2 separate regions of the Mus musculus genome follow, and region 2 is linked to region 1. Evidence: chromatin loops called from intact Hi-C (ENCODE). Cell type or tissue: gastrocnemius. All regions are shown on one strand. Each heading gives the region's core, and the rest is flanking DNA. Links, peaks and the distances in the headings are about the cores only.

Evidence for each region. A loop is a pair of places that touch in the nucleus more often than their neighbours do. Peaks named below come from ENCODE experiments on the same cell type or tissue, not always from the same donor. Only the 100,000 strongest peaks of a DNase experiment are listed, where the experiment ranks them.
Region 2: a loop joins it to region 1, with 2.0 times the contacts of the local background. A loop is called at or near these places in 11 of 42 quality-filtered maps.

Annotation. Positions count from the first base shown.
Region 1 is chr12:24,819,923-24,835,874 of GRCm38, reverse strand. It overlaps Mboat2 (membrane bound O-acyltransferase domain containing 2), which reads right to left and starts at 4,276. Exons shown (of 13, transcript NM_026037.3): 1 at 4,101-4,276. The coding sequence starts at 4,175. It overlaps 2900060N12Rik (RIKEN cDNA 2900060N12 gene), which reads left to right and starts at 4,558. Exons shown (of 3, transcript NR_166876.1): 1 at 4,558-5,055. In gastrocnemius, for the core only: a CTCF peak has its summit at 4,493; DNase peaks (open chromatin) are centred at 4,487 and 4,924; H3K4me3 peaks cover 2,096 bases; H3K27ac peaks cover 1,448 bases.
Region 2 is chr12:24,949,039-24,957,038 of GRCm38, reverse strand. Mboat2 (membrane bound O-acyltransferase domain containing 2) reads right to left here. Exons shown (of 13, transcript NM_026037.3): 9 at 5,550-5,653; 10 at 2,789-2,853; 11 at 1,630-1,762. Among named protein-coding and RNA genes, the nearest start is that of Kidins220, 22 kb to the left of the region's middle. In gastrocnemius, for the core only: CTCF peaks have their summits at 4,632 (motif pointing right) and 6,169 (motif pointing right); DNase peaks (open chromatin) are centred at 4,648 and 6,189.

The DNA.
Region 1 (15,952 bases), core at 1-8,000:
TATACATTCATACACATAATATACATTCATGCACATATAATATACATTCATACACATATAATATACATTCATACACATATGATATACATTCAAACATATATATTATATACATGCATACACATATGATATACATGCATACACATATGATATACATGCATACACACACACACAGAGGTTGGGTTCCCTATCCCAACCCACAATCACCAGCACACCAATATCTGGAACTCTGGACAGTTCTTACTTCTTCTCACTTTCACTGCCAAAAGGTTCGGCTCTAAAACAAAGACATATCCAAAGTATTTCTCCCACACCAAAACTACAAAATAAACTGACAGTCTATGCAAAGACTTAAAAGCATGGCCATGTGCACATATGTATATGAACTAAATAATTCAGGTTCGATATCTGACTTCCAGAGGTGTAAGGATCCTATTGACTGATGTAGAATACATAGAAACACTTCCCAAACTCTCAAGTGTTGGGCATTATAGATACTACTGGAGTCTGCTTGCTTGGTAACATCTAACCTTTCTTCCCACACATCTTTCTCCTTCCTTCAAACCTTTCAAAACACCACAAGTCCCCACTTCTTGTCTTCTCCCTGTCCCAAGAGTTTGGCACATGATCTATAAAACAATGACTCCTATGTCAAGGGGCTGTTTCTGGGCTCATCTCTAACCAGTGTTCTGCTGTTTAATATACTGGCTATTTACCCAGTTTCACAGCAGTAATCATGGGAAGTAAGGAGGGAGAAGCGGAGGGGGCCACAACTAGAAAGCAATCTCATGATAACTCAGAGCAAGGCCAAGCAAATGTAATAGATAATATAAGATGTTGAAAAAAATATATAGGGGGCTGGTGAGATGGCTCAGCGGTTAAGAGCACTGACTGCTCTTCCAAAAGTCTGGAGTTCAAATCCCAGCAACCACATGGTGGCTCACAACCATCCATAACGAAATCTGACACCCTCTTCTGGTGTGTCTGAAGACAACTACAGTATACTTACATATAATAAATAAATAAATCTTTAAAAAAAAAAGAAAAAAAAAGAAAAAAATATATAGGTTGCCGGGCGTGGTGGTGCACGCATTTAATCCCAGCACTTGGGAGGCAGAGGCAGGTGGATTTCTGAGTTCGAGGCTAGCCTGGTCTACAAAGTGAGTTCCAGGACTGCCAGGGCTATACAGAGAAACCCTGTCTCAAAAAAAAAAAGAAAGAAAGAAAGAAAGAAAGAAAGAAAGAAAGAAAGAAAGAAAGAAAGAAAGAAAGAAAGAAAGAAAGAAAGAAAGAAAGAAAGAAAGAAAGAAAGAAAGAAAGAAAGAAAGAAAGAAAGAAAGAAAGAAAGAAAGAAAGAAAGAAAGAAAGAAAGAAAAAGAAACAAGAAAAAAATATATATATAGGTTGATCATCAGTGACATTATTCTTAGTTTCATTTTGGTACTTGCTCTGGAGTCTAAAACCCCACATCAGCAACTTATAAGGAACAGAAGCCCCGTGATATGGAGACACCTGATCTCGCCTGGGACTCACACAATTGCTCCTTTTCTTTGGCACAACTGGTCCTCAAGATGGCTCCTCTCTCAAACCACACCTCCACACATTCCTTTCTACAGACCTTCAGAATTATACTAGGAAGGAAGTCACTTGGAAAACAGGCCCTAAAGAGCAAAACGCCGGGGGGCCAGGTACTTCCTATCTTAAAGATCTCATAATCTCCCAGATACCACTATTTCATGCTTTAATTTCATTTAAAGACTACAGAGCACCACTTCAGCTACTTCAAGGTCACTCTGTAATTCTTAGCAAAGATAAAGATTCTCCAGCCTAAGGCAAGATCTCCAGTTCCTTTGCTTTGCCTGACAGCACACTTCTTCCTCCTGTTACTTCAGCAGCAAGGGCACTAGGTTCTCAGTGTGCCAAGTCAATACAATAGTAAAAAGTTCACATTTTATTACTTCCTAAAACAACTGCTTTTATAATTTCCTAATTTTTCTAAACAGTGTAAATTGGCACACACCAAGTGAACACATAGCAAGTTATAAACTTCCTGGCTTGTCTTTTTTCTTTCCTATAGAATTACATTATTTGACTACAGCCAAGTCTTAGGCTTTCTTTCAACATGGATTCAACTGTTCATGTGTTAGGAAATGTTTCTGATTGGCTTAATTCTAAAATGTCTGTCTAATTTTACAATGTTAACTACTCCAAGAGTATCATCATGAAGATTCTTTGGTATTCACAGAAATAATTATTGCTGTGAAAAGTACAGATTGTATGGATTAACCCAATATTCCTAAGACTTGCTTATCACAGAGCAAACAACTGTCTTACACAAATGGCCATATAAACTCGGGCTCTACAGACTTCAAGCGTATACCAGAAGATGCAGATTATCTAAGACACAAGAGACAAGACCTCTAGCTGATAAAGTCAGTCTTAACTCAGGTCACCTTCCCTGGATTGCTTGCTCACTTCAGTTCCACAAAGAACTTTCTCTGGACTGCTGAGATGTTTAAAGGAGCTTATTGATATTAGATTACTTTTAAAAGTTATGATCCTTTATAGAAGTTTAAAAGAATTAGCTTAATAGGGCTATGGCAGAGAGAATACACAATCATTTGCCTCACCAAAAGAATAAAAAGGTAAAGGACACACACACACACACACACACACACACACACACACACACACACGTTTCTCATTAGCAAGAAGATCCTGCCCTACCTGCACTGGTAGGCTGGGAACAACCTATTGAAGTCAGAAGTGTAACACACACCTAGAGGTCAGGTGCCATGATTCCACTTAGGAAATAGTGAGACTCCTCCACAGAACTGAGAGTATCCAAAGCCTTTGATTATTATCAACTTAATAAACAAAGACTAATTCTGTGAATTAAAGGAATCATTCCACTTGGGGCACTCTTATAATCTATTAGCATGACACACACCACAACCGCTGTGTAAGCTGTGTGGAGAACAGGTATTTCACTATTAATCGAAAAGTTATGAGAGGAATAAAGGAAAGAAGTCAGATCAGAACACTGAGCAGGACGGTTTAACCCTCCTTTGAGGTAACTCAGTATATTTTATTTTAAACAGTGAAGCACAAAGCCTGGAGCACACAGTGTTCAGCTCAGGTGTCACCTCCAGCTCAAGTCCAGAGAGGAATCTTGTGTTTTACATGCAAACCTTAAGATACCACTAGCAGCTACTCAAGCTGAGCCCATAGCCCTTGGAAGTGCAAACACCTCCAGATCAGAAATAATGTTAGGCTGAATTTCCAAAGTCAATTTCCTTCAGTACTGGAGCTAGACCAGCTATCTAACCATACCCCACCAACAACTTTCCCAGACCTTTCTCAGGACATACTTCCAAAGTTCCTTTGCTCAATAAAAATGGCGCTGCTTTCTCCATCCCAATGCTGTTTATTTCAGTAATCCTGAGGCCCTTTAAACAATCAAATTCGACTGGCCTCATTTAAATGCCAGCCTTCCCTAGTGTCAAAAGCTTCTCTGGGGGTAGGGTGAGGGGGTAGGATGGCTGCTCCTATCCACAGCTGCAACTTTTTCACCAGAAACCCTAGCATCGTGAAGTCACGTTGACTTCTCTTCATAACCTGTCTTCCCCCAAACTGTTGCCTCTCCGTCTATTGAGCCACACTTCAATGCAAACTGTCCCCAAGTGCAGAAGAGCTTAAGCCTCGTCCATCCACGCCGTGTCCTGGGCACTCGGCACCCAAACCATTCTTAGTCTCCCGATAACCCGCAGCAGTGCCAGGTCCACCGGTCCCGGGACTCCCGGGTCCGACGCCCGGTGGCCCGGCAGCGACAGCATGCACGCGCGCACGTCTGTCTAGCCCTCCCCGGCGGGCTGTCGCCGAGCCTCCGCCCGCGCCCACCCCCGCCCGGGCGGCGATGGGAGGCTGGGTGGGCACAGAGGCACCAGCCGGAGCGACAGCCGAGGGGACAAGGCCAGCCGCGCGCCCCCGCCCCGCCGGGCGCCGGGCACGGCGGTCCCGGCCCCAGCCCCCACCCTGCTCCCGCCCGGGTGGCACCGCGGCCGGCAGAGGCGGCCAGGGCACGACGCCCCGGACGCCGGTACCTGATCGATGGGCAGTTGCACGGCGTTGCTGAGGGGCTGCAGCAGGGTGGAGCCCGTGGTGCTGGTGGTGGCCATGGCCGGGCCTCGGCGCTGCGTCCGCTCGCTCCGGCCAGGCGCCGCTTGCTTGCTTGCTCGCTCTGTGCCGAGCTACGCCGAGGATGGGGATGCAGCGGCGCGCCCGCCCCTCGGCCGCCCGCGGTCGGAGCAGCCGCGCGGGGAGGGGCAGTGGGCGGAGTTAGTGGCCCCGCCCACTGCTGGGCGCCCCGCCCACCCAGCCGCGCGGCCCCCTCACGCCGCCGGGCGGCCCGATTTCCAGCAGCTTCCAGAGCCCCCTCCCCACCTCGCGCACTCGTGCGCCAGACAGCTCCGCGGTCCAATGGCGTCGCGGCGCCCCGACTCCCACAGCCAATCAGAGGACGCTGGCCTCGCCGCGCCCCTCCTCCGTGCTGAGGACCCCAGCGAGGGGCTGAGGCTCGACCATGGCTGTCGCCCGAGGGCGACCGAGAGTCAGGCTAGCTGGTGGGGGCGTGTGAGGGCGGCTTTGCCTCCGCCTCTGCTCACTTCCTTTCTCAGGAATGGTGGGCGCCGTCCCCACCCCTCACTGGCAGTGACGGTGGACAACAAAGGGGCTCGGGGTGGCGGCCAGACAAAGAGTTGCAGCGCCGGGGGAAGTTGGGAACAAAGGTAGGGGGCTGGGAGCTTCAGGGAGACGCGCTACAAGAACCCCAAAGCAGAAAGTGCCTTTGTCTCCTGGGCTGCCCAAACTTGCGGAAAGCCGGGTGGTCCTACCTCACCCGCCGCCCACCTGGGCCTGATCGGCCGCGCTGGGACGATGCCCTCACCGCGCATCCAGCTGAGAGGGAAACAGGTCGGACCTGGGCAGCGCCCGAGGGAAAGCCTGGGTAGCCAGCGGCCGGCATGTAAAGGCCCCGCCTCCTCAAAGGAAAGGCTGCTGGTAAGCATCCCTTCGTGCCTGCGAGCCTCTCTGCCAGATGTGAATTCTGCTGTGTCCACACCTCCATTCCAGGAGGGCAGTTAGTGTGTCAGCCCTACAAATGTGATCTCTTACCCTTTAAACTAGCCATGGGAACACCTGGAAAATGCCAGCATCGTCCTCTCAAAATCCAAGGATTTGGAAACTAATATTTAAAGGGGGGCGGGGGTTTAAATGTGCTGCTAACACTGCTTTTAAAGGTAGACTTATGTGAGTCCCCACAACAACCATGTGAGGCAGGTATTGTAACCACCCTCAATCTAGCAAGGAAATTGAATTCCAGAAAAATTACATAACTTAACCAAGAGCTAAATAACAGTGTGTGGGGGGGGGGGGGGCCTGAGATCCAACTAATTTAGCCCCAGTTTTGACCTCTTAAAGACAAGGCCCTCTTCATTCTCAGGTTTAACACCCACTCCAGAATAGCCATCAACTACTAGGTACAGCACTTCCTCAAGGACCACTCTAGAGGCTTCAGTAGTAAGAGCGGGCAAGTAGTGCTTCAGGAAACCTGGCTGTGGACTCAGCTCTCTCTGAAAAGGGGGTTATTGAATTTAGTTGGGATAGTCTCTTGCTGCTAATATTCTCTGGGTGAACAGCTGAGTCCTAGTAAGGTAGTCTTTTAGAGGATGGGGAGAAAATAATTGAGATCTTTCACTCTTAATATTGTGTTCCAACTAGCTGGGACCAATTAGAAATCAAACCTGTCCAATAATCTACTTCCTAAAATAGTCCCAAGTCTGGACCTCTCTATTAATATAACCTTGGATCGAGGACCTCTTTGTCTCTGTCTCCTCCCCCCCCCCCCTTTAGGGACGTGTTGAGAAAGTGTACAGGTGGCTGAACATATAAACTGAAGGGAAAAATTAAAATACCATTTTAAAACCTTAAAAAGTGGGTGTTAGAAACATATTGCAACCTAAAGTAGGCAGCATAAGATACAATCCTAGAACAAATACTGTCTACCAAAGGAATTCTGTGAGGCCAGATTATTCTTTTAGAAAAAGACAGAACATAGTTTTTATTGAGGGTGACTCCTTTAATAGAGACCTGACTCTGGTGTTAACCTGTCATCCCCTGGCCTTATTGCTTGGTGGGACAATCAGGTCACTTTAGGGTGATGTCATGGGATGAACTGTCTGCTAGGCTCTGTGTTCCTGGAGTCAGTAATGCCTATGGAGGATTAGGACTAGGACTGGAGACAGTCGGACACTTTTTAGGAGGTCTGGAACGAGACGTTGTAAAAGTTGACAGTTTATTGTGCCTTCAGCCTTGAGTGGAGATGAAGTAATTGTTGCCCGTTTTTAGATATTCTCTGAATGATTAGCATCCTTTCCTGTAGCGTTAAGTAGGTTTCTGACCCCAAGTAAAGGAGCCAGATTTTAAAAATGAAGGCAGAGGTGCCAGGCTTTCCTCCTGCTTTTGGTTTCCTTGTGTCAGCCCAAGTGAGAGATAAGTACTTTTTAGCAGAAACTGTCTTTTAGGTGCCTGTTATAACTTTATGAAATTATTTATTTTAACATCTAGAATGGGAAAGATTTGAGCCATCTGAGAAATTTTATGTCAGAGTATAGGTCAAGTATCTTGGCCTATAATAATAGCTTAGATTTTAGAGTCAGGAGATCTTGGTTTTGGTTGGGGTTTTTTTGTTTGTTTGGTTGGTTGGTTGGTTGGTTTTTGTTTTGTTTTGTTTTCTGTCTTCACTACTTACTAGCCAATTTTGGAGCCTTTTTAACCTCACTTTCCTTATATAAGAAAAGAAGTAATAATATTGTGTACAAAAAGCTTACAACTGTGTTACATTGTAACATTTAGAAACAACCACATTAGTCAGAATTCTCCAGAAAAATAGACCAATCAGGATCTACAAAAAGATATAGAAGAAAGTATGTTATAAGGAACTGGCTTGAGATGATAAAGACATAGAAGCCTTATGCAAAGCAGTCAGGAGCGCACGTGGTATATAGGTCCAGTCCAAATCTAAAGGCCTAATGACCAGAAGAGCTGTTACTCCCTCAGAATCTGAACGACAGCTGCACCAGTGTTGACACAATTGTTGATATGGATGTCCCAGCTTAAACAGATTTTTCTTCCTCTACCTTTGAGGGTTTGTTTTGTTTTGTTTTGTTTTGTTTTCAGTTCAATCATGATACCACCCACACTGAAGAAAGCAATTTTCCTTACACAGTCTACCAATTCAAAAAATAATCTTTTCTATAAACATCCTTATAGACACATTCAGAAATACTATTTTACTATCTGTCCAGTCCTTCATCAACCCAGTGAAGTTGATGTATTAAATTAACCATTCAAGAAATTTAATGTAATTCTAAAAATGAAAAATGTTTCTCTCCTATGAAACTATTGCATCTGGATTTAACTGAGTTTCACTATATACATGTATTAAGACATCATGTGATATACTATAAATACAGATATTTTGTCAACTACACCTTAAATTTTAAAATACTCCATCTTTATGTCTTTAATAAGGAAGTAGATTGTTGAGTTAACATTTTGAGTTAAGAACCAGTGATGAGAATATAAAGTGGATAGAGGCCTCCCCACTAGTATCTGCTAATTTGACTAGGAGCCTTTAAATGAGAGAGAACTGAATGAATTATATGTAATTCTTCATTGTCCTGCCTCAGCTAGCCAACCTATGACAGCAATCCCCATGTCCCTAACTCTTAAAATCATTTATTGAGTGCTGTCTTACTGTGTTCAGGGAACTGTGTGGATGTTGTAAAATAAATAAATAAATGGTACTTATAATCAAAAGGCAAAATCATCATGTATATGAGACAGTAGAGTAATACAAAGTACCAGGTTAGGTCAGTTTTTAATGTTAAAACACACACACACACACACACACACACACACACACACACACACACACAATGTTCCTTCTAGAAGACACAGAAGCTTAGTTGGCAGACAAAGGACCTAAAATTTATTCCTAAATATTACAGCAAATAGCTGTGAATTTTAGAAGTTCACTTAAGTTCTTTTTCTGCCCTAAGCTTCCCATTGTTAAGGGTAAATAATGCTAACTGTCCTACTTTACAATAGTAAAGAGTGATTGTGAGCTTGGAATTAATAATAGACTGGATTTTTAAAGATATTACTATTATTTTAACTCTAAAAATAACTTCAAGTGGTAAAGAGGACTTAAAATAGAAATCACATCTTTAACTAGGGTTACTAACTTCAGCCAAAGCCGAAGTACCAAGCAGCGTTTTTTGGGTGACAAGTGACAGGGTAGCAGTGTTCCCTTGCCCTTGCCTCTGAAAATGGAAATGGCTATGATAATTAAAGATTGCTACAATAAAATGTTCCCTTCTCAACTTATTTTTAACTTTGAATAAACCATTCAGAAGAAATGAATAATCTGCCAAGCTGCTTTTGTTGTATAAAAATGGTATGTGTCATGAAAGTGGAGCTCTTGGGCAATTATTTTGCGTATTTTATACTCTATATATCCTGGAATCACTTCAAGATGAATGCCGTTAAACTACGTACATAATAAGGTTGGCTAACTGGATGGCACCCTTTAGCACTCACAGTAAGCTTAACCTGGGAACGTTAACCTCTAAGACCTAATATCCTGCAATTATGAAATAACAAAGGAAGACTGAACAAGAGATGTCCCATGCAGCAAAGGTCCTGGCTCTCCAGACTCTGCCGCTTTAGAGGCCGCCAACAGTCTCATTGCTTCCATATTGAACAAACTAGATGATTTCAGTGCTCCCTCCTCCTCTGTAACGGAATGAGTCCCAAGAATTTTGAGGGCTCTCTCTCTCTCTCTCTCTCTCTCTCTCCATCTCTATCTCTCCCTCCATCCCTCTGAATCTAATATTTAACCTAGGTTTATTTGGCTGAAAGATGCAACAAAACCATTTTTCTCAAGGGAATGGCAGAGCTTTTCAGGTGCTCCATGGGTTTCAGAGCTACTTGTAATTTTCTGTTCCCTAGTCAATCTTCTCTGAAATGTGTATTCTCCAGTGACCTATACAAATACCTATTTGAGATCTGTGTGTCTTAGGGAAAACATCTGTTTTCCTTTTATTTGTTTCTTGTTTTCTTTTTATTTTATGTGTATGGGGGGCTTGTCTGTTCATCAGTTGTGTGCCTGATGAGGCCAGAAGAGAACATTGAATCCCTCTGAACTGAAATTACAGTTGTAAGCCACCATGTGAGCGCTAGGAGTTGAACCCAGATCCTGGAAGAGTTGCTAGTGTTCTTAACCACTGAATCATCTCTCCTGCTCCTGGGCTGTTTCATTTTTATATGAATGAGTTAAATCTCCTTTAAGATAATGCCTCGGTCTGGACATAGTGACTGTAACCCCAGCGCTTGGGAGGCTGCTGCAGAATTGTTACCAGTTAGCAGCCACCCTGAGCTACAAAGTGAGTTCCAGGCCAACTTGGGGTATGGTGTGAGACCTGTCTCAAAAATCAATCAATCAGTCAAATAATGCATTTATTGGTGTAAAGATGCAGATTCTAAGCCCTGACCTGTAGGTATTGAACAATTCTCTTCTGTGTCCACAAGTTTATATAATGATATTTACATTTAAATTACAAAACATCGTAACTTCAAAGCTTTAGAGTCACCTCAGGTTATCACCATCCATTACACCTGAAGCATTAATTGCATTAGTAAGAATGCCATACTTTTCTTAGTTCTGCCTGATGTTTCTGTTTATTTCTGCTTATTTGGATTTTAAGATATTCCCTTCCTGAAATGTATTGACATATCACTGCTGTGCTACACAGTCTGGACTGTCCACTAAGAGAGGGCTCCACTAATGCCCTCTCGTTGTTGCCAGATCTCTCATGTCTGTAATAACTAACCCTAAAAGCCTGCAGCTCTGAGCAGGTCTGACCTTCTGTAGGGGAACCTGTTGAATAGCACATCTTCCTATAGGTCCCTCCAACCCTTCTGTTGCTCACATTGGATTTGGGACTTGCAACACCAACACCAGTGAAGACACAGGAGCCATCTCTGCTGTGTAATCATAACGTCTGTGGTTACACACCTAACCCAGTTCCCTTGCCAAGGACCTGCTCTCCAGGATAGGTGGCTCTCCAGTACATGAGGCACCCGCTAAGGAATGAATGCCTTACAATCAGATAAGGCAGGGTTTCAGTTTCATCAAATTATCTTTTAATTTATTTTCCATCTGAAAGCATATATTTCTTCCTGTTTGGGTTTTTGTGTGTGAATTCTAATCTAGACCTAAAACACTATATATATATATATATATATATATATATCACAAGGCAGTGTTTAAAAAAAACACAAATACCACCCTTAAGAAACAAAAGAAGCACTGTGTTCCTGAGGACACTTAATCCCATGTTACTAATAAATAGGTAAGACGGTGCCACTTCCAAAGTAAACATAGGTCAGGTAAGAAATTAGAAATGTCAAGGGAGAAACTTTCACTCCAGTTTTCATTTGAAATACTGTCCTAATTTGTGGAGCTACTGGAGATAGGCTTATAGAGAGGCCCCACCAGGTGAAGGAGGTGAGAACTAGAACCAGATTGCCCTGAGTTTGAAATCTACTTATTTGATTTTGTGTAAACTGATTCTTTGGCTCTTAATGATTTCATTTCTAAAATGGGAACCCAATTTTTTATATACTTCAGATTAAGAGTTGCCAAATTTTCAACTCTGGGCAAATATTTCCATCACTAATGGTCATTGCTATAAAAGATGTGGTGGATCTTGCAGTCTCTGTCATGTTTATGGTGGTGCCATATGCCAGGAAAAGATATAAGCCAACAACACTTCAGTTACCCCACTTAAAATGGCAGGACGGAGGGGGGTCAGGGAGAAGGGTGTGACATCGATGACTTCAATTACCAAGAAGTTATTAAAAGACAATAAAGTCCTGGTCTACCTCACCTGAAAACACTAGCAAAATTTTACATTAAAGAAATAAATAGGATGACAGCTAGGTTTTATTTTTTCCTCTTATATGCTAAACATGCAGCAGTGTGTTTGATTATTTTTGGCTATCAGTATCTATTCTGAGTTTGTATAACCTACACAATAGGAAAAGGATTTTTAAAAAGGCAAGCAAAGAGTAATGGCTCAGGCCTGTAGTCCCAGCTCTGGGGAGGTAAAGGCAGGAGGACTACTGTAAGTTTGAAGACAGTGTGGTCTACACAGGTACAAGCCAGATTGAGCTACATAGTAAGACTCTGTCTCTAAAGTATAGGTAAATCAGCTGGGCATGGTGGCGCATGCCTTTAATCCCAGCACTCAGGAGGCAGAGACAGGTGGATCTCTGTGAGTTCAAGGACACCCAGGGTTACACAGTGAGACCTTGTCTCAGAGAAAAAAAATAAAAAAAGTAAATAGACAGTAAATTACATAAGAATCTCATAGGTAAGACCTAAGAAAATAAATATAATTTGGACTATCATTTTAAGACATAAATTACTATTTTGAAGATTTTGGAAATCTCAGGTACATTAGACACTGTCCTTTAATACAGTGTTTCTGTAAATACTGTCTCTAAATCTACAAAAAAAAATTTTAAGTTAGCATCCAGCCAGTAAACTAATGAAATGATCCTGTTATTCTAGGACAGGAGCCAGGAACTTGGTCTTATTGCATAAAGTGACTCATTCCTCATGTAAAATGTATTCAGCTACTGGTCCCTAGATAGTCCTCTGAGAGAGCACTTAAAATTGTTCCCTCTGGAGTTACTTAAGTGTCATCAAAAGATAAATTAGCAGACAAATAAAATAGACTCAAGTATGTCTGATAGAACCCAAGAAGGCAGTAATACATTAGGATTATCTCTTTCAGAGCGAGGCAGATTTCTGGAGAGAAATCAAAGCAGGACTAGAATGTCTAGGCTGTGGCTTTCCCATTTTTCATGGGTCATTCCCAAGCACTCACAGATACTTGGGGAGTTTGCTGGATGGACCTCGGTACCTGCAGAACACCTACTGCCCAGAAGCTTGTAAGTGGGTCCTTCCTGTGTCAGCAGCATACGACTGTTCAGAGGGGAGGGGTCATGGGGACATACCCTTTCATAGCATTTGCCAGAGCTAGAGCTAGAATTCTAAATTGAAACCAGTGTTCACTGAAAGTTTTGAAAGCATTTTCCTATAAATTCCAGTGCTGCCATTGATGCTTAGCTGGGCCCTGTAGCCTGTTTGGGAGGCCAAGGCAGGAAAAGCTTGAGTTCTAGGCTATCTTGGGCTATACAGTAAGACACAAGCCTCCCAAGGCAAAGGACTACTAAGCTATCATACCCCCACTGAGTGTACCTGCCTGCTGCCTCCAGTGTAGCAGCTGTAATGATGACCTCTGGCATCAAGTCTTTAAAGGGGACGTGTCAGTGGTTAACGCCACTACCTGCTCTTCCAGAGAACCAAGATTTGATCCTCAGCACCCACATGGTGCCTCACAAAACTCAGATGCCCATTTCTAGCCCCTTCAGGCACCACATGTACTTGGTGCATAAACGGGTGTGCAGGCAAAACACCCAAAACACAGAAATAAAAATAAAGCAATTAGCTGCTGTGTATACCAGTGGAGGTTCTTTCAATTCAATGCTGAGGAAACCAAGCTGATAACTGAAAACATCCGTTACTGCATGACGTCAGCTGCTGAGCTTAAGTAGCCAGAGAAGATGTGGTCAGCCTGCCAACCATCAGCTTGGTGATGTGGGACCCAGTGGTGGTTCTGGAGATCCTCTGTAGCTCCTCCCCCAGAGCCACACCCTGCTAAATCACACAGCCATGATAAGGATCTCTCTTTAGACTTTCAGGTTTTCCCAGTTTGGGTGATGGCCCCTCCACCCCTAGGCCTGCTCCACCAGTAGCTGCTAGGGTAGCTGCCATCCTCCTCCAGTTCCACCAGAAAGCAGCTTGCATAGTTCTTAGTTGTACCATGTTGGAACTCCTGACTTGTTATTTATTTCCTGTCTCCATTTCCCAGATCTTCTCAATAACATTCTCAATATCTTACAGCCTTCTCTTAATTTATAATTTTTCTTCAAAATTTCTCATCAAATGTTTTTAGATTTTATGTATATATATATATGTATATATATATACACACATATACATACATATATACATATATATACATGTGTGTATATATATATACATACATGTATATATCTATCATTGAAGATTTAATAGTATAAGTAAAATTTCGCACACTGGAGTTTATGAGAAATTATTTAATGAAACAAGCAAGTGATACAGATACTTAGAGCTACCTTAATGTATGTGGGGGAGCTACGCCCATCACCTAGCCCATTGCTTGCCACGCTCACATATTACCCAGATAAAACAATTACGAAATATAAGCATTAAGAATTATGAGGTCCACCTAAAGCTCCTGGCATTCACAGAATCGATGCCAATCTCATGGCAGCAACATTATTGCCACCAAATATTAAATATTCCCAAAGGCAGGAGTAATTGTTATAGCCTGCTAAGCAGGTTTTTCTGAAATAGTGGATTCCACTATAATTATAAGGACACTCTGTCATAACTGATGTTAAAATGCACATGGAACAAAGAATTCCAGATAAACATCACCCTGAGTCACATCTGTATATGTTAAAGACTCTCTTTGAACTGCACTTTAATAAAATTCAGTGCCTACTAAACAACTTTGTACACCATAAGTCATAATGCTACTTAATAGAATGTGAATTCATTTGTCAGAATTTTCTAAATATGCACATGGTAAACTTATAGGTTTTGGTTTTTTTGGTTTTGTTGTTGTTGTTGTTGTTTTGTTTTGTTGTTGTTGTTGGGTTTTTTTTGGTTTTTTCGGGGGGGTTGGGTTTTTTTTGTTTGTTTTGTTTTGATTTGGTTTTGGTTTTTTGAAACAGGGTTTCTCTGTATAGCCCTGGCTGTCCTGGAACTCACTTTGTAGACCAGGCTGGCCTCGAACTCAGAAATCCACCTGCCTCTGCCTCCCCAGTGTTGGGATTAAAGGCGTGCGCCACCACGTCCGGCTAAATTTATAGTTTTATATTTGTTGAGAATTTCAGATTACGCTATGATGGTGCCACCTGTAGTCTCAGGACTGAGACTGGAAGGTCATGAGCTACAGAGCAAGGCTGTAGTCAGTTTGTGTGTGGAGTGGGGGTTCCAGACACCATGTGTGTACATACGAAAGCCAGAAGGGGATGTTGGGTGTCTTCTATGGCTTTCTGCTTTTTTCCTTTAAAGCAGGGTCTCTTGCTGAACTGAAGCTTGCTGTCTGACTGGGCTGACTGACCAAGGAGCTCCTGGGATCTACTTGTCTCCATCCCCCATCCCCCATCTCCCCAGGGCTGGGGTAAAAGGCACCAAGTCTGGCTTTTATATGGGGGCTGGGGATTCAAACTCAAGTCCTAATGCTTATAGCACAAGCATTCTTATACATCCATATAGTTTAAAAGAAAAACAGAAACAAATACACATGTAGCACTGTAATTTAAAATATTTCACGTTACACATGAGCAACATTGAGATTTAAGTCTAAAACACGTTTACTATTTCCAAAGTTGTATCAAGATTTCTTTACAAAGATATAGCTTACTTAATGTCTGAGACAATTTATGTGAGTATTTCAAAGCCTACCCCTTTCAGATAGGATGTGAACATACAAGCATATTTCAAATAAAGGTACTTGTCAAATCGAGAATGTGAACATTTTTTCAGGCAAACAATTTAGTGAAGAAAAAAAGATCTTCACTTAAAATATACACAATATAAATCCTCCACATTTTCAAATTGAAATAAGTTCTAGTTTCTAAAGATGAAATGTGCTTTATTTAGAGTTGTTTACAAATTGACATATTGCAAATGTGCTAGAAACGTTAATACTATCTCTGAAAACTTGGGCAGTGGGTCATAATGTGGACCTGAGCTTGGCAAAGTGATTATTTCTTCAATTTAATGCTGTTTCTGTAGAATGTGAAATATTCAATCCCAGGGCCCCAAGCAGTGGAGACAAAGAACCGTTTGTCCTTTGACCTCTACACTTGTGCCATAGCACACACATGCTCACAAACAGATACACACACACAAATAAATATAATAAAAATTTTAGGAGAAGGGAAAATCTATTTTGTACCCTGGGCAGAGGTCTCATCTGATGAGCAAAGGGTATAATTGACTGCTTAGATATGAACCAGACATTCTCCCCTATTGGGAAAACCAAACATCAGAGATCTATTGAAGGAGTCTGGAGAGGTGAGTCAGCTATTGAGAGCACGGGCAGCTCTCCCAGAGGACCCAGGTTTGATTCATAGCATCCACATAGTAGCTAACAATTGTAACTCCAGCTCTAGGGTATTTGATGCCCCTCTTTTGGCCTTTGTGGGCACTTCACATGTGTGTCCCACAGACATACATGCAGCAGACTACACATACACATTTTTTAAATGTATATGGAACTAATTGGGGAAGAAATGGAGCAAAATGAATCATCACTACCTGTTAATGATGAAGTGGAACACGACTCTCTCCCATATTTAAATAGCTCAAGACAGCCTCACTGTCCCCTCAATAAAAGCAGAGTATCTATGCTAACAGAAAAGATTGTGGGAATGTACAGTCTGTAAAGTTCCTCCCCACCCCATGCGCCCACATTTACATTTCTACTGCACAGTGTAGGAGCTACAGCCAGAAAGCATAGTAATTAAACTTTCAGTCAGAATTCTGTTTCTAAACTCAATGTCCAGAACAATCTTCTCAACACTAGTTCAATAATTCTAGCAGCTTTAACACAAGCTAAATAATGAGAACAAGACCAGCAATGTACGTTTTGTTTGCTGTCTTGCCAATGCAAGTTGAAATACCCAAGAGAATGCACAAGTGCAG
Region 2 (8,000 bases), core at 1-8,000, 120 kb before region 1:
GTCTGCCTGCTTGTTTGTTTGTTGCAGAGTTGGAGACTTGTGCATTTTAGGCAAGTGTACTCAGCTATGTCCCCAGCTTTTTACAAGACAGTTCAAAACAGCCAAATGTTGCAGTTTTAAAATGCACACTCTTACTCAAATGAGATTTTCCATTTCTACCATATATTTCATTTTCCTTTCTTCTTTTATGTCTGGTGTGCCCCAATATTTCCACAGGTGAAGCACTGCTTTGGTTACAAAGATACCATGTGGGTTCCTCCGAACTATGGTAGTGAATGGTTACGATTCTCAGAGGCTAGAACCAAATCTTGGCACCTAGGACCTCTTGCCTAGCTTTCTCTAATCCACTCTATATAATATCAACAAGCCATTTCTTCCAGCATAGCTGGCCACTATTCCACCATGTTTAGAAGCTCTAGCTAGCTGGGGATGTAGCTCAGTGCTAGAGTGTTTACCTCGCATTGCACAGCCTTCGGCACTCTGAGAAAATAGAAGCCCTACCTCCCCTGACTCCCTGATGCAACGGAGAGAACAGGACCAGGCTTTAGGGCTGATGCCCAGGCTCCTGTCATTTCCTGCCGCCTTTCTTCCTATCCAGAACTATCTGCTATTCACATAGGAACTCACTGCTTTAATTCCATCTCCCTGGCATTTCCCAAATACACTATGGCTTTGAACCTTTCTAATGTCATGCCCATGCCTAGGATATAATCTTGTCCCCATTACACTCCAGTTGGTATTGAAATACCTTCTACCTTTCAAAGCATACAGACAAAACCTGCCCTAATGAGCTCATCTCTAACCAACCCAACCAAGAGAACTTCCATCTTTAAACTCTGCTATATAACTCTACCTAGTGGGTAGCCCAGGGGTCTATGCTCAGTGATGTACATGCAGGCGCACATACAGAACACACATATCCATGCTTATGCCCCTGGGCAGACTATCAACCACCAGGAGGCACAGTCCTGTATTACTTTTCTTGCTATTTCCCTCATATACTCCCACAGTCCATCAGAGTGAGTATCCGCTGGTTTGTTAAATGAAGCTATTTTATCCAGGTGGTACTCTAGTAAGCGTGTAAAAACACGTTTGGACACATCACTTCCCTCCAGTGGACTTCCAGACACACCGACTCATCCCCCTCTTTTCTTCCATATTATGAAGCGATCGATGTTAACTGTTTCCTCAAACTGTTCCAGGTTCCCACCAGCAAACACTCCTCAGAACAGTACTGCACCCACAGTCCACAGTGTCTCCCACTGGGAACAGCCCAGCCCTCTCTCTAGGAGTGGTCATACTCTACTCTGAACTGAGAGAGGCCTCCAGAGTTACATCACAAATGAAAAAGAAACAAGTGGTTTAGAAGAGACCTACCCATGCTAATCATCATTGCTATCTCTCGTTCAGAAAATGCTGTAAAGACACATAACTTGTTTTAAGCACTTCCTGCCAGGCAGACGCATGGCTTCTCCTGGTATACAGTTAGCATGGAGGCTGGCATTGGGGGTGTATACTCATTTCCAGAGAACAGTCATACATCTGACTTCTACTAGGCAGGTGCTGCTGCTCACAGCCCAAGAAACAGAGTCACTCACTGAATTATAAAACAAAAACGTTGATACTTACAGCCCGAGCTGCTAACGTCATTAGCACTCCCGTTAGGAATGTCAGATAGTATCCTGGGTAGACCCCATGCCAAATGGCAGAGAGAAAGAATGTCTGGATTGTCGGACTGAAGGTTGCTCGTTCATAGCACACCCTAGAAACCATAGATAACAGGAGAGCCAAGAGAAGTGAGCGGATCTAAGTTCACAAAACCCACAGGATCCTCTCTGGGCTGACAGGGCATATGAAAACAAACGGCCTTTCTCCTGGGCACTAGCTCAGTCATGACGTGTCAGACTTGCAAGTGTAAGCTTGGCTCCTATCTTTTTACTGGTATATGTAATTACTAAAATGATCACTTCCAGTTTGGGGGAATCTATAAACCTAGTCTGCTTTTCCTAACACGGGAGATAGGATTTGATAGGACAGAACCACTGGGAAGGCTGGCTGGGAGACAACAGATAACAAGACCCGCTGTGTGTCTCAGGGTGAATCCGACTGCACGGTGCTCATGGGACCCGTGTTTTCTCAGGCTGGGCCGCCCGTCCTGTGCACCACCCCACCCCACTCACCCACCTCACACATCCTGAGACACGTCTGGCTTCAGTTCTCTATGCCCTGGCTCCAGGGACGCTATAAGATTTCTGTTGCTGTTTTTCAGATTACTTTATTTTTCGCATACGGTTAGAAAGGGACACCTGACCCTCTGGAACAAGGGCCGGAGCTACGGAGCAGTGTGAGCCCTCCTGAGGATGCTGAGGGTTGAACTCAGGTCCTCAGCACAAGCAGCAAGCGCTCTTAACTGCAGGACCATCTGTGCAGCCTCACAGTATGATCTTAAGGAGAGCCCTGACTAGGGAGTAAGACTGAGTCTTTTGATCCTACATGTGTGTGTCCCCAGCCCAACATATAAAAAGAGCTGCAGAGGACACTGGCTAGGCCCAGACATCAGCAGAGCCCAAGCCAAGCTGAGGTGACTGGCATAGGGATGCTTGTGTCTTAATTCCAAGAAATTCTGACTTGATGAACAGTGCCTTGCTTTGGTGGATGCTAATGGCGGATCCTAAGACCACATGTCATTCAACACACTAACAATTAATGAAGGATGTTAAGTTGGCAAGCTTAGGCTCAAGTCCTTAAGGCCAAAGCATGCCTAAGGGTGACTCTCGAAGGTGCATACCTTTTGAGCCAAAGAGCTGTCTGGATATTCCAGTTATCAAGAAACATCTTAAAACTTGTTGACATCTGAAAGACAAAGAGACCATTTTCTTTGGCAAACAAAATAATGAAGCTTTAAGTCTACATAGTAATGCTTTAATAAGCTAAGAAATTAAATTTTAAAGTCATTTGGTAATAATGGCATAGCATTGGTTCCTTACTGAACACTGTTCTTCTTCTTCTTTTTTTTTAAAGATTTATTTATTTATTATATGTAAGTACACTGTAGCTGTCTTCAGACACTCCAGAAGAGGGCATCAGGTTTCGTTACAGATGGTTGTGAGCCACCATGTGGTTGCTGGGACTTGAACTGAGGACCTTCAGAAGAGCAATCAGCGCTCTTAACCACTGAACCATCTCACCAGCCCAAACACTGTTCTTCTAATACAGTAACAGCATCCACGAAAGTTTATATATCTCCAGCAACATTGGAAGGCAGCAGAGTACTGCCGTGACACCCCAGGTCAACACAGACCTATGTCTCCAGCTCCCTTCTAGCGATTTAGACTCCACAGTCTATTTATTACACCGAGACTTTGATGTTCTTGTCTTGGTTTCCTTCCTACCCATCAACTTATCAAAACCCTACTCTATGATGGGCATGCTGCCCACCGTCCCCACTGGTAGCATCTAGATGATAACATACATGGTTCTCAGCTGTGACTAGGCCCCCAATCTACCTGATGCTAACTGTGCCTATTTTGAAAACAGTTATTTCAATGCTACAATGAGGGGAGGTACATCACAAAGAATTAACCAGCAGCATTTAAAATACGTCACAGGTCTCGAAAAACAAACAAACAAACGAACAAAAAATACTTCACAGCTCTCCAAAGTCCCTCAGAGTAGGTGATCTGGCCTCCAAGTACAGACACAGCCTGTCCACCCTCCTCAAGACAGAACTCACCATACACTACATCCTTGTCACCAGACCTCATGCCTCACATCACATCTGCTCCGTCCGCCTCGGGAGTGCCATTATGCAGTCCTGCAGGCCTACTGTGGCCTCCTCTCCTCTACCTTGTCTCTCTCTTCTACATGTACAGGAGCTGCAGAGAGTGAGTCTCTCCAACTTTAAACTCCTTCTCGTCAGTATTTTAGTCTTTATTGTGTGTGTGTGTGTGTGTGTGTGTGTGTGTGTGTGTGTGTGTGTGTGCATGCATGCATGTGCCAACAGAGGACTCAGGAGAGTTTCAGATCCCCTAAAGTTACAGGTGGTTTTGAGCTGCCTGACATAGGTGCTGGGAACTGAACTCAGGACTTCTATAAGAACAGTGACTTTTAAACAAAAGTCTCCTCAGGCCCCCCTCTACCTACAGCCTGTACAGCTACAGGCCCTCGGGTCTGGGTTGGCTACCTTTTCTGTTCCCCCTCCCTGCAGAACTGCTGATGAAACCATACTCAACTGGAGTGCTCCTGGCCCCAGCTCAAGTGACATCTGGGGCCATTTAGCCGTGCTCACAATGCCTTCCTTAAGAAACCAGTGCTTCTCTGTCCTCGTGCCACCTATCCCCAAGAAGGCAATGCTTCATGTGCCCAGGAGGGTAACACCTGGTTCTCAAGGTATGGGAAAACCATATCCATTTTATGCATAAACATACAAACGTGGCAAACTAAGTCTGTCCATGGAGGCTGGAAAGCTCCAGAGAGTCACCACAGAGTCAAAGGTTGTAAATGCCAATCCGTCATCACCCTACTCCAGCAGCCACCCGCTTCCCCTCTTCCTCCCTGTTTTTACTTATTTTCATTTTATGAGAGTTTTTTGCTGGCCTGTGTCTGAGCACCATGTACATGCAGTGCCTCTAGAAGCCAGAAGAGGGCACCAGATCCCTGGAACTGGAGTTCCAAAGGATGGCTTCTCTAGCCTCACCCCCATCATCTTCGATGCCATCTTATGACCCGCTGGCCCCTTCCCACACCCACAGGATGTTCTTCATCCAGGGCCTACCCGGTCACCTCCTGCTTCTGGTTCCCCTCCCTGTGTGGCTTGTCAGACCGACCACAGACTTAAAGCACCATATGCCTGCACCTTCCAGGTCAGAGCCTACCTTCCAGCACTCTCCAAAGCTCCCTGCGGACCGTAAGTCACCAGCCTCATTCACTGCATTCTCAGGGGTCAGAGTGTCCCACCACCAGGGAACAGGGGCCGAGAGTCGGGGAATGGGTTCATGTCCTCCTCCCTCTCCTTTGACTTTGCTTTCTTTCCAATCCTCCCACGAGCCCTTGAAGCGGCTGCTGTGAGATCCTGTCTAACGTTGAACACTCAGTCTGTTGTTCTCAGCTCCCTGACCGGCCACGATTCCAGCTGAACTTTAATTGGTTGTATAAAATTAAACATCGGTCCACGTGTGTGAGAAATGTCCCCCACAGTCTCACGCACGTGAACATGTGGGTCCCAGCTGACTGGGAGGTGTGGGAGGTGTGCCTTGTTAGAGAAAGTCTGTCAGCACGTGTAGGTTCAATGGTTAAAATTTCTAGTTCTCTCTCTGCTTTGTGTTTGTATGATGTGAGCTCCCTTGGTCCTAGTCATACCGCTAGGTTCATTTCATCCTTACGGACTCTCACCTCCATAAGCGCAAATACACTCTTTATTAAAAGAAAGTTTGCAGCCTACTGTGGTCAACACCTGTTAGCTCCACTCTCGGGGAATCACACCATAACCTATAAAAGCACACGGTGGCACTTATGCTGTCACATGACTAACGTCTTAAACGTTTACTAACCTCTATTTGCTGAATTCTCAAGTTGGAAATTAAGTCCCAGCGAGCCACTCCATTCTTGTCGTATCCTCTGAAACCGAAGCCCGCAGCATTGTTAATGGCGTCAGCTGTGAGGAAGTAAAGCATTAAGAAATGTTATTGCAATGCATACAATATATATACACGTGCATACATATATGGTTTTTTAAAAGATTAATTTTAATTTTATGTGTCTGGGTTGCTTTGCATGCATACATATTATATGTACCATGTACATGTCCGGTGCCCTTGAGGCCGAAGAGGCTATTAGATCCCCTAAAACTGATGTTTGTAAACTACCATGTTGCTGCTGGGAACTGAACCTGGACCTTGTGCAGGAGAAACAAATGCTCTTAGCTGCTGAGCCATCTCTCCAGCCTCAATCTACTCTGCTCTCCCAGGAGGTGTATACCCTGCCTAGCTTTTAAGCAGTGAGAGTGGACTTTTTAGTTATTTAGTTATTTAGCTATTTAGTAGCATTAGAGACTGGACCTTCCAGGTGAGCCCTTTCCTGCTGAGCTAGATCCATTGTCCATGACTTAATTGAATTTTAAAATGAGTATGTGTGTGTACATGTCTGCTAAGCTGTGTGCAGGTGCCCACGGAGGCCACAAGAGGGTGCTAGATCCCTGGAGCTGGGGTTACAGGTGGCTGTAAGCAACCAAACTCGGGTCCTCTGGAAGGAAGAGCAGCAAGCATTCTTAGCCACCCAGTCATCTCTCCAGCCCTGACTTATGTAAGAGAGGTCAGAGACATCATCACACACAGTGAAAACAACAACCCTATTCAAGTCAGTAGGTTAGTTAACAAGACACCAGACATGAGCTTGAGAAGACAGACAGACAGAGAGGGAGAGTTCTGGGTACTGTGCTAGAATACAGTGGAGAGTGCTCACCTGCCTGTAAGAAACTGCTGGGAGCGCTCCCCCTGCAGTCAGCATGCTCATTTTGGTCTTTATTCTAGGTAAGTGGGGCCGAATGCCTAATGGCTGACCAGAACCCACTCTGGACTACAGAGCTTCCTTGTCAACCCTCTCACAGTGGTGGCTGACCGGCAGCTTACAGACCCGGTCAACATCGGATGTCTCTTGCTTCAAGTGGATCCTTTCCAATCAACAGAAAGCGTTTCTAGTTCACACCATTGATGTTATGGCCAAATGAGCTAAGACCCATCAAAATGCAGCCAAACACCTTCACAGACACCGATCCTACCCTTAAATGGTCTGTTCTTTTATTAGTTCTTTGATTAAACAAAAAATTTTACAATCTGGGGGGGAAAGTACGCAAGCAAGATTTACTCTTCTGTCGGGTTTAAGCCGCCTTTACGGTGAGCTGGTCAGTATGGTAATGTGCAGGCTTAATAAGATCAAAGGCAAAATCTGCCAATTATTCTAGAAAACACCCCACTCCCACCACACAAAGTTGCCAACAGCCTCCAATCAAATCCAAATGGGAATAGAACGCCTATGTTCCTGTAGCTGGTGGCTTAACAGAGCCAATGGTTCAAAGTTATGTTATATTATATTACATTATATTTGTGTGTGTGTGTGTGTGTTTGAACACAGGTTGTCAGGCAAGTAACACGTGCTTTTACTCAATGAGCTATGTCACCAATATCAATACCGACTATTTAAAAAAACAAAAACAAAACAAACAAACAAAACAAAAAACCCTAAAAGGACAAAATTGGTTTGTAATCTCGGAGCCTCTGTTTAAAGCCAGCATTTAAATAGGCATACAAGGATCTTAAGAAGTTTCACTTATTGTTAATGTTTAAATTTGACAGAAGGAAAAACAGCATTAAGGCAATCTTAGTTTAAACCCACACAAGGCCAGGCATAATTGTGCATCTCATGGCTAGCATCCCAGAGACCGAGGAAAGGCCTGGAGAGTAAATCAACCCAGGATGCACAGGGAGAACCTGTCTCAAAACAAACAAATTCTTACAAGGTAACACTATCTTTTAATTTCCATTAAATTGCCAGGCTAAAGCCACATTTCACGGCAATAAAATAAAGGCAGTAGTGAAATGCCAAGGACCAACTGCTCGGCCTTTCTGTGATCTGCTCTGTGTGGTGTTCAAATGTGCATTGTGTATCACACAATATTCAGAATAAAGAGACTTATGATGATGTAGTGAATAGGGCAAGAGACAGACCAAAGAGGCTCCACGCCACATCAGCGCACCCTTCACAAGGCGGGCAGGAGCATTACGAGTCCGTTGGACATTCAGGAAGACTCGTGTGGTGATAACATGGGAAAGTACTAGGATCCATGCAGATGAAGCTCACGACAGGCACGGTTACCCTAACCCTAAGCCCATCGGAAGCCTCCCAAGGCTGTGAAGCAGTGCAGGGGAGAGCTTTCCAAAAGCTTGTCTCTCTTTCCCAAGCCCAGCTTTCCTGTCAGTGCCCTACATCAGTCATAGGCCAGGCAC